Linked DNA regions of Homo sapiens: region 2 is linked to region 1. A link is a loop called in an ENCODE intact Hi-C map of the cell type or tissue named here. Cell type or tissue: IMR-90. All regions are shown on one strand. Links, peaks and the distances in the headings refer to the core of each region. The heading gives the core; the rest is flanking DNA.

Evidence for each region. Hi-C counts contacts between places; a loop is a spot of excess contacts. Peaks named below come from ENCODE experiments on the same cell type or tissue, not always from the same donor. Only the 100,000 strongest peaks of a DNase experiment are listed, where the experiment ranks them.
Region 2: it touches region 1 in a loop (11-fold over the local background); 24 of 110 quality-filtered maps call a loop at or near these places.

Annotation. Positions count from the first base shown.
Region 1 is chr14:32,585,011-32,591,979 of GRCh38, forward strand. All of the region lies in intron 5 of AKAP6 (A-kinase anchoring protein 6), which reads left to right. Among named protein-coding and RNA genes, the nearest start is that of AKAP6, 260 kb to the left of the region's middle. In IMR-90, for the core only: a CTCF peak has its summit at 3,650 (motif pointing right); a DNase peak (open chromatin) is centred at 3,671.
Region 2 is chr14:32,994,531-33,001,499 of GRCh38, forward strand. The region is part of intron 1 of NPAS3 (neuronal PAS domain protein 3); the gene reads left to right. Among named protein-coding and RNA genes, the nearest start is that of NPAS3, 59 kb to the left of the region's middle. In IMR-90, for the core only: a CTCF peak has its summit at 4,046 (motif pointing left); no DNase peak of the experiment used is centred there.

The DNA.
Region 1 (6,969 bases), core at 2,697-5,196:
TAAATAGTTCTTGGGTAACTAGTTTTTTTTTTTCCCCTTTAAGAGATTTTATAGTATCCTTAGAATTAAGAGTAAAGCAGCAGAGCAGGTCAGCAGTTTCCCCCTCTAGAGATTTTATTTCATATCCATTTGCTCCTGAAATGGTAACTCTGATTTCCCAAGTTGTTATGCATACCTAATTCATCAAATGTAATCATTCACAAGGAGACAAACCAGCGCTTCTTTTATCTGCAGCCAATCAGTATATTCAGTAAGAATAAGTGAAGTCAAACCAATACCAGACAGCTGTGCAAGATGTAGGAAAAACAATCAACCACAAGAGCCTGGCTTAAACTTAGGAAGTATAGTTGCATAGATAGCACCGTGTTATTCTGGACACACGTTAACCAACCACATAGAAATAGCCTTGGAGAAACAAGGTTCTTAATTCAATTTGATAAATGAGGACTGTGGGGGAAAATGGTGACTATGAACTATATATATGTGTGTGTGTGTGTGTGTGTGTATGTACAACACAACTGTAAGTGTGAGTGGTTATTTAGGTGCTAGGAATACATGATGAATGAGCTTGGTTTCTTTCTTTAAGGGATTTTCAGTCTAAGAGAGGTAACGATAGATTATATGTAGTCATCTATAGACCCATAAATGACTAACAATTTTAATCAGTAAACTTCTTGTAGGATAAGCAAAGTATTCTTAGGAGTGCAGAGAAAAATTTTATTGGTTCTTTCTGGGAGTAGGGAACCTTCAAAGAGGTAATTTGATATAGACCTCAAAGGCCATATGTAATTTTGTTAGGGAAGGGAGGATGGGAGATGGGAGGAAAATTTATAAGCTTGGTGAGAGAGGTATGGTGAGCCATGTGGTGTAGCTGAGACTAGATTGGAGTCTCACAGGTTGGGGCTGGGTGGTAAAGGAGTTTGAATGTCTTTTTAATGGATTAAACTTTCCTCTGGGGGCAATGGGGACTCATTGAAGGTCCGGGTTTGTTTTAAAACAGGAGAACGACATGAAATCAACCATATATTTGATGGGGGTAGGGTCAGCCTTCATAGATTAACTGGATGAGGTTCGTGGCTTAGGTGAGAGAATAACTCTGTGCATGAAAGAAAATGGATTTGGGTATAGTATTTGAAGGATATGCTGGTACAGGCAAGCTTTTATCAGTTTTATGAATTGTGTTTAAATTAAAAAATTAAAGAAAGGGAGTAAAAGGTTAAAGTCAACAGTAAGTCCCCTTTTTACTCATGTTCCCATTGATTCTCCTCCCTCGAGGCAACCAATGTTCCTTGTTTCATTATATCATTTCTGATTTATTTCAGGTATTTAGAAACAGGCTGGCCATGGTGGCTAATGCCTGTAATCCTAGCAGTTCGGGAGGTGGAGGCAGGGAGATCACTTGAGTCCAGGAGTTTGAGACCAACCTGGCCAATATGGTGAAACCTCGTCTCTACAAAAACACAAAAATTAGCTGGGTGTGGTGGCGCGTGTCTGTAGTCCCAGCTGCTCAGGAGGCTGAGGCATGAGAATTTCTTGAACCCGGAAGGCAGAGGTTGCAGAGGTTGAGCTGAGATTGCGTCACTGCACTCCAGCCTGGGCGACTGAGGGAGACTGTCTCAAAAAACACAAAGAAATATATCTATGTACTTAACTTTGTTCCTGTAGTTTCTATTAGTAATAATTCGAAGTCAATAAATATAGAATGACTTCATCCTTTTGGATGGCTGCATAGTATTCTACTTACAAATATGCCATAATTTACATAACCAGTTCTTTGTGATGGAAATTTAGGTTGTTTACAGTCTTTTTCTATTACAAATGATGCTTTAGTGAATATCCTTGGAAATTCATCATGTTGGGTACTATAAGTATATCCTTAGAACAAATACCTTTCATATGAAATTTCTAGGTCAAGCTTAAGCATATTTAAATTTGTAACGTATTACCAAACTGTCCTTGATAGAGATTTTACCAGTTTATACTCAACAATGCATGAGAGTGCCTATTTCTGCATATTCTTGCTATCAGAGTATGTTATTACATTTGTTGAACTTTGTCCCTCTGATAGTTACAGATGGCATCTTACTGTAGTTTAGTTTGTATTTCTTGTCTTCTAAGTGGCATTGAATATCTCTCCATGTTTTTAGAGTCATCTGTATTTCCTTTTTGAGAACTATTTTTAAAATTCTTAGCCTGTTTTTCTGTTGGTCATTGTTTTTTTTGCTTCAGGATTTATAGGGGCTTTCTATATATTAAGGAAATTAGTCTCTTCTCTGTGAATAGGAAATTTTTAAAAAGTATTCTGGGGTTCTGTTCTAAAAGCATACGGATATCTCAACAGTTTGAGGAATCAAAGGTTAGGCAGACATGGAGGGCCAGGCTAATAAGCATGTAACGGGTTTCTACTAGGGGGCAAAAGCACGTTTGGATTCCAGTTCTGGAAAGACCAGTGTGTTCTAGGGAGTTTGCTTACTTAGACTAGGAAGGAACAAGCTTAAGATCAGGGTAGTTATAATCAAATGAGTGGGTTAAAGAATGTTGGAGTAATGAGAGAAATGGTGAATCAGGGCTAGGTGGGGGTAGTTAAGAATAGAGAAGAGGGAATAGATTCAAGAAAGAGGAACAGATTAGAGAGACATGCCAGCCGTTCTCTTTTTGAGGCTCACTCTTTTCTAGTCAGAAATCTCATGACCAACATGTTTTGTCTGTCCTAGTTTCCCCTAAGGCTATAGCACAGGACAGCCCACTGCTCTACAGCTGGGCAAGATTTGAGTGTAGTAAAGGATGCAGAAATTGCTGAGAGCTTCTCTATCTGTATATGGAGCAGGACCAAGACCCTAGGACCATTCCAGGGGTGTGTGAAACCAGGTAACGTGATATTATAAGTAGTATTTACATGGAAAAGAAGGGGCAAATGTCGTACAAGTACAGTGAGTATCAGGGGTACATGGTAAAGGTGGAGCAAGCTGTCTTTTATACAACTTCTATAATTATGGAACTTTGCTTAAAGAAAAACATTAAATTATACTTACTGGAAAAAAATCAAATTGTGTTAAACAGCATAAAATTAAAAGTAAAAAGTCTTACCCTCCCTTGGGTAACCAATGTAAATAGTTCTATACATTTTTGAACCTTTTTATGGAAAAATGCATACACTTTAAGGATTATTTAGTTCATATTATACATGCTGTTCAACAACTGGCTTTTTCTATCTAAATATGTCACAGATATTCTTCTATCAGTATATGAAGATCTATTGCACATTTTAGCAGCTCCTTAATATTTTATTGTGTGGATATGCCACAGTTTATTTAATCATTTCCATGATGATGGGCATTCAAACTGCCTTCTTATTTATGCTTTTGCAAATAATACTCAATGAACTTTATTGTAACACCAATTGAGAGTTTCCTCCTTGTCCCATTTGTGTCTGCCTAGAGCAGCAATTCAGAGACTCTCTGTAATCAATCTGTCCACTTCAGGGACAGCTTTTTCTCTAAGTCCTGAAAAATGAGTGGCGTTTGTGTGTGTATGAGTTTTGAGGCCATGTTTATAGTAGTAGACTTTTAAAACACACCTTCCTGAACTTTGTTGTTCCTTTTAAGATTGATGCCTGCAATTTTAGGTGACTGCCACATGGTGGCACAGAAGCACCAAATTCCTACAGACAGTGCTTACAGTCTTGGTATCCGTGAAGGGTTTGAAAATGTTTCCTTATTGTGTCATTATACTAAATACTTATAAAAACAGATTCAATTTAATTATGAAGTGTCTAAAAAAATTCTCAAAGATATATGCATGCATTTATCATCTGTATTTCTTTAGATCTTCATGTTATATCATATTTCTGATTAAACAGCTTTCGTTTGTCTCATAAGAAAAACCAATATACTTCTTACAGAGTTTTTAGCCATACAGGAAAATTTCCCCAAATACTTTCAGCTGTTTTTCTCTTGCTTGCCTTCCTGTCTCTACCTCTGCTCCGTTTTTCATTGCTTGAAGTTAAGAGATGACAGGGTTTTCTTTTTCCCACTTCCTGGTGCCCATCTCTCCCAGCATCTCCATAGGCAGCCAAGGCCCCAGCAAGTTAAGCTTCACAAGACCAGCAGCTGTCATTTGGCTGTGCTGCTCAGCTAATGGGAGCAGTGGATCAAACTTCAAAAGCATGAGCTATGAGAGTTTCACTGGACTGCCCCCACCTCCCTCAGCCTTGATGAGCAGGCTGGTGGCCTTACACGGGCTTTGAAGTCCCATTTGCTTGTCCCCCTTGATTCCCACCAGTTTAAGGGTAGTCGCAGAGAGTTTAGTGGGAAGTGGCAACATTACTTCTCTTTGGTGGACTTGGAATACCACTCAAATCCTGGCCTTGAGTTTCTTCCTTTGGTGGCACAGGGATGGAAGGGTCTTTCAGAAATTTATAGCATACAGGCATTTTGAGGTTGGTATGTGGGAATGGTAGCGTAGGAGGCTCAGTTTGGACATATGAAAGTCTTGGACTACATTCCTTTACTCATGTAACTCTAATTTTGTGCATCTAGAAGACAAATAGTGTTAGCTTCCCTTTTCAGTTAAATAGGATTCCTGCACTGTTTAAAGCACCTGGGAATGTACTTTTTGCCTGTCTCAGTTTAAGGACTCTTGGGCCATAATACCCAGTAGTTATTGTTTTGAAAATTGTTAGTGCCCAGATATTTTACTAATTTATTACTTTATTTTTCTCTTTAGGAAATAATGATTGTTTTTAATTAGAATGCCGGGGAAACACTGCATTTATTAAGCACTTCCTATTTAGGGCAGTATTATACAAAGCATTGAAGAAAAAGTTTACAGACAAGCCTCACACTATGAGGCTCCATGCACAGGCTGAAGGACACTGTGCATGGATGAGAGACTCACATGAGCTGGGGTGTGGTCACCTACAATCTCTCTCCATGTGTAGATTCATGAGCTTACCCTACTTCTCTATTGCATTATGTGGAATTTTGGAATCTTGAAATAATTCACCTGATATAAATAATATTAAGTTAAAATTCTAGATCTTTACATTAGCCAGAAAAATGCCTATTCTATATCTATAGGGTTGTTGTGAAGGTGAAATAAACATGTTTTATGTGAGGATGAGCATGCTTTTATCATTTGGGGGAATCTTCCTTAGAGACCCAAGAACATTTGGTGTGAGAAGCTTGGGTGTTCTTAGACAAGTTGAGATTCTCCCTGCCCACCCTCCCCTCAGCTGTTCTCTTGATGCTGTCACCTACTTGAGGGATGGCTTTTGTCTCTTTGGTGTCTCCCCCAACTCCTAGCCTTGCACATGCATGATAGGTATTAAAAATATCTGCTAAGGCCGGGCACAGTGGCTCACAGTGGTTGCAGTGAGCCAAGATTGCACAACTGCACACCAGCCTGAGTGGCTGGGCAAGACTCTGTCTCAGAAACAAAACAAAACAAAACAAAACTAAACAAACAAACAAAATCTGCTAAATGAATGAATGAACATTTATAAAAGCAGTGTTAGAATCACTGTGGGCAACAGATTCTAACAAATGTTATAAATCATCAAACGATAACTGAGCATGTCTACAAGTTATTTCCTCTACCATTTACAAATCAAAATGGACTTGTCACAGGGCTTTCTAGGTATTGTTTGGTATATCTGTGACAAGAAAAACATCTCTAGAGGGAAAAATAGGAATATTTTCTTCTGTTTTCAGGATGCAATTTATCGCCTTTGACAAAAAACACCAGGAATGTCTTCTCAGATAAAATGTTAACTCCGATATTTGAATGTTTTTTAATTTCAGAGGTAAATGTTACTGTTTTAAAATATGAAGACGGTATGACTAGACAGGATGTTAATAACTTGACATTACAAAATTTATTAAATTTATTTTTAAAGTGGTTTGGTTCCCCCTCTCAAATGCATGAAACATGTGGGAGTTGGAATAGATCTGCCCCAGGCTGCCAAACAAATTTTTAATGGAACTGGAGTCCTTCAGGGATTGTCCTAAATCCACATAATATTCTTAAGTCCTGGTGTTTGCACTGGGACCTGTATATTAGCAGCTGTACGTGTGAATAATATACTTATATCAATCTATCACTCTTGTGAATCCACATCTGTAGGGGCTGCTGCACATCAATTATTCCACCTCAGGGGGTAGAGAAATATTTGGGCCAGCACTGACCTCCTTTTCAATCAGGGCCTCTGGAAGTCAAATGGTCCCTTTAGACAGAACCTCTGTTTGGGAATCCATTTGGCCTAATGTGGCCATGCTGGGAAGTGAATGTGATTACCTGTGTCAGGTGTGGAGATGGCATCCAGAGAAGCAAATGAAAATTCTGTCACTTGGAGCCACCGTCAACATTCAGGATCTCTCCCTTCTATCTAATTCTTGCATAACATATTAGCCAGTCTATCAGAAAAGAATGTCAGCTTCAGTAAGATGCATCTACTTTGCACCAAAAAAAAAAAAAAAAGCAACTGTTTGTTTGAAATAAATTGTAACTTGTGTAACTTGTTTGAAGAGCTAAATTCACTTTCAAATTCTTGGAAATGTTTTTATTGTCTGAGGTTTCAGGAAGAAAGTCTCCTCAGGAAGAAGGAGGATTTTTTTGTCTTCATATCTCAGTGTCTTCTCTTTTTTTTTTTTTTTTCAAAAGGAAAACAAAGGTTTTATAATGCTTATCTTTTTGATCAAAAACTTGGAACATCTTTCTCAAGAGTACAGAGTTCTTTTATTTTTTAAAGCTTCTGCTTTTATACCTAGAGGTGTGTTACAGATTGTCATAACTGATAAATCAATGACAAATGTAGCCACTTCATTTTGTTGGGGAAATAGACAATTGTGGTAGCGGCTGACCATTTATTTAATTATGTGGTAAGTACCACATGATGAGAGGGCAAAGTTAATTGATGATTTGGGCTATCTCAGCCAGGGTACAGTTTACATGGCAATTACGCTGGGATCA
Region 2 (6,969 bases), core at 2,664-5,163, 410 kb after region 1:
CTTTGATGCAGGTTGCAAGATAACTGCTTGCTACTGGGAACTTAAATTAAAAAAAAAAATTGGATAGGCTCGCCATTCTAGTTTTTTGTTTGTTTGTTTGTTTTTGTTTTTTTTTTTTTGAGACAGAGTCTCACTCCATTGCTTAGGCTGTAGTGCAGTGGCATGATCTCAGCTCACTGTAACCTCCACCTCCCAGGTTCAAGCAATTCTCCTGCCTTGGCCTCCCAAGTAGCTGGGATTACAGGCATGTGCCACCATACTCAGCTAATTTTTGTATTTTCAGTAGAGATGGGATTTCGCCATGTTGGCCAGGCTGGTCTCGAACTCCTGACCTCAGGTGATCCACCCGCCTTGGCCTTCCAAAGTGCTGGGATTACAGGCATGAGCCACTGCACCCAGCCCATTCTAGTATTTCTATTTTAAATATTTAAGCACTTTGAGTTCCTTGAATCAAGATTCTGTCTTTGGAGCAATTGTTATTTCACTAAAGAAACAAGTGGCTCTCGGGAAATGTTATAAAGAAGACAGGAAAGAAAGAGGACTGTTTTAGTAGGAAACTGAAGCTGGGCAGCTCAGCACAGAAAAAGGAATATGGGCTCAAACCCTCATCCGTTGACCAGAATTCTTGATGACCCATTGGACATCTTTAGTGGATAATTCAGCTCTTCCAAATCAGCCCATCCAACTCCCTCCCTTCAGTAGGGATTTATCCTTCTTGTTCTGTAACCTAGTTAATGGTCAAACCATCCATCCAGTTACTTAAGCCAGAAGCCTGGGAATCGTGTTTGGCTCTTCCTTACATGGTATTTCTGCCTCCTATTTGCCCCATCATTGTGCCTACTTCTCTGATTCCCACCATGGTAGTCCTGGCTGAGGCCCTCTCATCTTTCTTCCAGATAACCAGAACAGCTTCTTAACTGCCTTGTTCATTCCATGGGATGGCCTCTTTAAAAGCTTCCACTGGTGGAAATGTGATATGGTTTGGTTCTGTGTCCCCACCCAAATCTCATCTTGTAAGTCTCACAATTCCCATGTATTGTGGGAGATGATTTAAACATGGGGGCAGGTCTTTGCCATGCTGTTCTTGTGATAGCAAATGAGTCTCACAGGATCTGATGGTTTTAAAAGTGGGAGTTTCTCTGTACAGGCTTTCTCTTTTCCTGCTGCCATCCATGTAAGATGTGACTTGCTCCTCCTTGCCTTCTATCATGATTGTGAGGCTTCTCCAGCCATGTGGAACTGTGAGTTCTCCATTAAACCTCTTTCCTTTGTAAATTGTCCAGTCGGGTATATCTTTATCAGCAGTGTGAAAATGGACTAATACAGTAAATTGGTACCAGTAGAGTGGGGTGTTGCTGAAAAGATACCTGAAATTGTGGAAGTGACTTTGGAGCTGGGTAACAGGCAGAACAATTTGGAGGGCTCAGAAGAAGACAGGAAAATGTGGGAAAGTTTGGAACTTCCTAGAGACTTGTTAAATGGCTTTGATCAAAAGCCTGATAGCAATATGTACAATTAAGGTCCAGGCTGAGGTGGTCTCAAATGGAGATGAGGAACTTTTTGGGAACTGGAGCAAAGGTGACTCTTGTTATGTTTTAGCAAAGAGACTGGTGGCATTTTGCCCCTGCCCTAGAGGTTTGTAATTTGAACTTGAAGGAGATGATTTAGGGTATCTAGCAGAAGAAATTTCTAAGCAGAAAGCATTCAATAGGTGACTTGGGTGCTTTTAAATGCATTCAGTTTTATAAGGAAAAAAGAGTATAAAAGTTCAGAAAATTTGCAACTGGATAATGTGATAGAAGAGAAAATCCCATTTTCTGAGGAGAAATTCAAGCTGGCTGCAGAAATTTGCATAAATAACGAGGAACAAAATGTTAATCCCAAGACAATGGGGAAAATGTATCTAGGGCATGTCAGAACCCTTCACAGCAGCCCATCCCATCACAGGCCCAGAGGCCTAGGAGGAAAAACTGGTTTTGTGAGCCGGGCCCCGGGTCCCTGTGCTGTGTGCAGCCTTGGGATGTGGTGCCCTGTATCCCAGCCACTCCCACAGTGGCTGAAAGGGGCCAGTGTAGAGCTCAGGCCATGGCTTCAGAGGGTGCAAGCCTCAAGCCTTGGCAGCTTGCATGTGGTGTTGAGCCTGCCAGTCCACAGAAGTCAAGAATTGAGGTTTGGGAATCTCCATCTAGATTTCAGAGGATATATGGAAATGCCTTGAAGTCCAGGCAGAAGTTTGCTGCAGGGGCAGAGTTCTCATGGAGAACCTCTGCTAGGGCAGTGGGTATGGGAAATGTGGGGTCGGGGCTCCCACACAGAGTTGATACTAGGGCACTGCCTAATGGAGCTTTGAGGAGAGGGCCACCATCCTCCAGACGCCGGAATGGTAGATCCACCAACAGCTTGCACCGTGTATCGGGAAAAGCCACAGACACTCAATGCCAGCCCATGAAAGCAGCTAGGAGGGAGGCTGTACCCTGCAAAGCAACAGGGGTGGAGTTGCCCAAGACCATGGGAACCCACCTCATGCATTAGCATGACCTGGATGTGAGACATGGAGTCAAAGGAGATCATTTTGGAGCTGTTAGATTTGACTGCCCTGCTGGATTTCAGACGTGCATGGGGCCTGTAGCCCCTTTGTTTTGGCCAATTTCTCCCATTTGGAATAGCTGTATTTACCTAGTGCCTGTACCTCCATTGTTTCTAGGAAGTAACTAACTTGCTTTTGATTTTACAGGCTTGTAGGTGGAATGGGCTTGCCTTGTCTCAGATGAGACTTTGGACTGTGGACTTTTGAGTTAATGCTGAAATGAGTTGAGACTTTGGGGGACTATTGGGAAGGCATGATTGGTTTTGAAATGTGAAGATAGGAGATTTGGGAGGGACCGGGGTGAAATGATATGGTTTCGTCCTGTGTCCCTCACCCAAGTCTCATGTTGCAAGTCCCACAATTCCCACGTATTGTTAGAGGTGATTGAATAATGGGGGTGGGTCTTTCCTGTGCTGTTCTTGGGATAGTGAATGGGTCTCATGAGATCTGATGGTTTTAAAAACGGGAGTTTCTCTGCACAAGCTCTCTCTTTTCCTGCTGCCATCCATGTAAGATGTGACTGGCGGCTGGGCGCAGTGGCTCACGCCTGTAATCCCAGCACTTTGGGAGGCCGAGTTGGGTGGATCACGAGGTCAGGAGATGGAGACCATCCTGGCTAACACGGTGAAACCCCGTCTCTACTAAAAAAAAAAAAAAAAAAAGATGTGACTTGCTCCTCCTTGCCTTCCACCATGATTGTGAGGCTTCCCTGGCCACGTGGAACTGTGAGTTCTCCATTAAACCTCTTTCCTTTGTAAATTCCCTAGTCTCGCGTATGTCTTTATCAGCAGCATGAAAGCAAACTAGTTCAAAATGTAAAGTAGTTCAGCCACTATGGAAAACAGTTCTGTGGTTTGTCAAAAAGTTAAACATAGAATTACCTTCGTACCCAGAAATTCCACTTCTTGGTATATACCCGAAATATTTGAAAATGGGTACTCAAATAAGAACATGCTCATGCATGTTCATAGCAGCACTGTTTACAATAGCCACAAGGCAAAAACAGCCCAAATGCTCATCAACAGATGATTAGAAAAAGAAATTGTGTTATAAATGTACACTGGAATATTATTCAGCAATAAAAAGGTATGAAGTACTGATACATGTACCAGTGTGGATGAACCTCGAAACCACGCTAAGTGAAAGAAGCCAGAAACAAAAGGTCACATATGCTATGATTTCATTTATATGAAATATTCAGAATAGGTAAATCTATACAGACAGAACACATATTGGTGGTTACCAGGTGATGGGAGAAGCAGGAAATGGGAGCAAGTGCTTAATGGGTATGGGGTTTTTTTTTGGGGTGATGAAACTATTTTGGAATTAGATAGAGGTAGTGGTTTCACATCTCTTTCAGTAAATGCCACTGAATTGTTCACTTTAAAATGATTAATGTTGTATCATGTGAATTTCACTTCAATTAAAACAATTCAACAAACTTTCACTGGCTCCCCCTTGTGTACAGAATGAGGCTCCAGTTTCCCCAGCTTCCTATAGGAGACCTTCACAATCCACCTGCAACCTAATTTCCCATTTCCTGTCCTGCTTTTCCTTCCCCTGTAGTTTCCTCTCACCCATAGGGGAATAGTTGCTGTTGCCAAAACACTTTGTTATTGTTGTTGTTTAATCCTTCTCTACTTGGGCTGATGTTCTTCTTCCTGTCTTCTTTCTTGGTGAAGAACAGTAGTGCTGGCTCCTCTATGAAGTGCATGCCCCTGCCTTGCCCCTCCCCAGGCAGTAGCATTCTTTCTTGGCCTCCTCCCGTTGCTCACCCTTGCTCTGGAGGCCTCCTCAAAGCCCCTTCGCACTGTGCTGAGGGTTGTGGTGGCCCTGCCTCTTCCCATCATCACACTGTGTGCTTCATCAGGGCTGGAACCACATCATATTCATGTTTCTATTCCTCATGCCCAGTACATGCCAGGGAACATAGTGGGTACTCAAAATTTGCTTTTAAACAGTCATTTAGTTTTTTGAATAGCAATTTTTGCTTCTTTAATTTCAGCTGTTGATTGTGGTAAAAAAATTCAGTTGAACTTCTTTTCTATATCTTGATTTACAGTAGGAGTACTGTGAGGAATTAGATGGGTATTATTATAAATGTTATATTCCGGCCGGGTGCGGTGGCTCATGCCTGTAATCCCAGCCCTTTGGGAGGCCAAGGTGGGCAGATCACAAGGTCAGGAGATTGAGACCATCCTGGCTAACACGGTGAAACCCCATCTCTACTAAAAATACAAAAAATTGGCTAGGCGTGGTGGCAGGTGCCTGTAGTCCCAGCTACTCGGGAGGCTGAGGCAGGAGAATGGTGTGAACCCGGGAGGCAGAGCTTGCAGTGAGCAGAGATCACACCACTGCACTCCAGCCTGGGTGACAGTATGAGATTCTATCTCAAAAAAAAAAAATAAAAGTTATATTCCTTGTCTAACACAGTTGCATTTTCTAAATGATTACCCAGTCTGTATTCCCCCACTGAAGTGTTTTTATTTTTAGTAATTACATGTATATTTTTCTAATTATTTCCTTTAATATTTTGGAGGAAAATAATTTCAACATAAGCTTCTTACCTTTAGTAAAGATGCTCCAAAAATTATATATAGCCCGGGGAAAAATCTGTTAGTGATGTATTTTCTTAGACCCAGTTATACTTACTCTTACATGTTTTTTTCCCCCTTAAGATTGTTTAACTTGGGTTTCTGTTGCTTGTAATAAAAAATATCCTGAATATTATAACTTAGGATGTACAAGTGTTGCATAGACTCTGGAGATATGAAAAGGAAAAAGATTCAGTCCTTGTCTCCAAGGTATTTGTGGTGAGTTGTGATGAAGTGGACAGAAAGGCTCACAATTGCCACATAGTATGATAATGCTACAATTGACATTTATACAAAATGACCTAGTACACAAAGGAGAGAACCCTTCACTCTGCTGGGGGAATAGAGAATGGTAGCACCATGCCATATGGAGTTGAGTTTCTAAGAAGGAGTTGCTGGCAACAGGATTTAATGGTGCCTGGAGAGTGTCAACAGCCTCTTAAATAAAATGTTTTATTTTTATTTTTATTTTTATTTTGCCAGTTGTTGCCCAGGTCACATAAGTGTAAACTAATTTTGATCAGTTTGAACTTGCTTGCTACCAAGTCTAGTAGAGACCTGTTTTAATGACTATTGCCAAAATGTGATTTACTAGAAAGTATTTCAGGCTCAAATGCCGACTAAGTGTGGCAGGTTGTTTAGCCACTGTGTTTCTCCATACTGCATTATATTTGATGGCCAAAATTAACTCTGTGGGTCAGCTCACTCCCTGATGTGCTGGATAAACCAGGGTGCCACTGCAAGACTCTGCATGTATTTATGTTATAGACACAGATTTTGTGAGTTGTTATGTATCTGGTGCAAGTATATGAGTAGAAGTTTGAACTTCAATTAGTTGGGTTTATGAAGCACTGACAGCGTAGGGCAATATATGAGGCATGTAGGAAATTACAAAGGAAATAGGAAACACAATCTTTGTTCATATTGAGTTTATAATCTAATGGAACAAATATAAATGGAGATACATGATAACAGATAAAATAAACATAAAAACATAGTCATAACCAGTTACAGATGGATAGAGATATTTGCACAAGTGCTATGGAGTTGGGAAAATTATTGCAAGGACTATTGTCAGCTGGGGTAAGTCAGAAACTGTTTTAATACAGGATGTAAAACTTATGCAAAAATATTAAGGCCAGGAAGGACAAGGATTAGTGTGGGGGAAATCATTTTAGGAAGTAAGAATGAAATGAAAATACAGAGGGAGCAGGCAGGCTATTGTAGATGACAATAACGTTAGCTGGAAAAGCTGAGTATTTTTAGGACATACGTTTCTTTTGGAAAAGCAGCTATACTAGAGTAGGCTAACTGCTGTAACAATCAGTGCCAAGTATCGGTGACTTAATAAAATCAAAGGTTACTTTTTTACATCGGATCCAATGGGAATCTTTGTGTGTGTGTGTCTCCATTCTACGCAGTTATTCAGGGATGCAGGTTTGTAATAGCTACATTCTAGGTTCTAGGAGTCTTCCTGTAGGTTCTAAGAACCTCTTTCATTCAGCTGGTGAAATGGACAGAAAATGGAGGATAATCTGTGGGAGGTATATATGGGGCCAGCTTGGAAGTAACTCTACCCACATTCTACTGACCAGAACTCAGTCTTGTGTCCCCACCTCCATGCAAGAGCCTGGGAAAGGTAATGTAGGTGGGTGCCTCTGAGGAAAAAGGCATGGGCTTTGGGGGACACATCATCTCTTGCCTTCACTTTTTTGCTAGTATCTTATGAATCTAGAGCACGTCCTTCTTTTTCACCTGAAATTTAGGTGATTTGAGTCTCCAATTTTC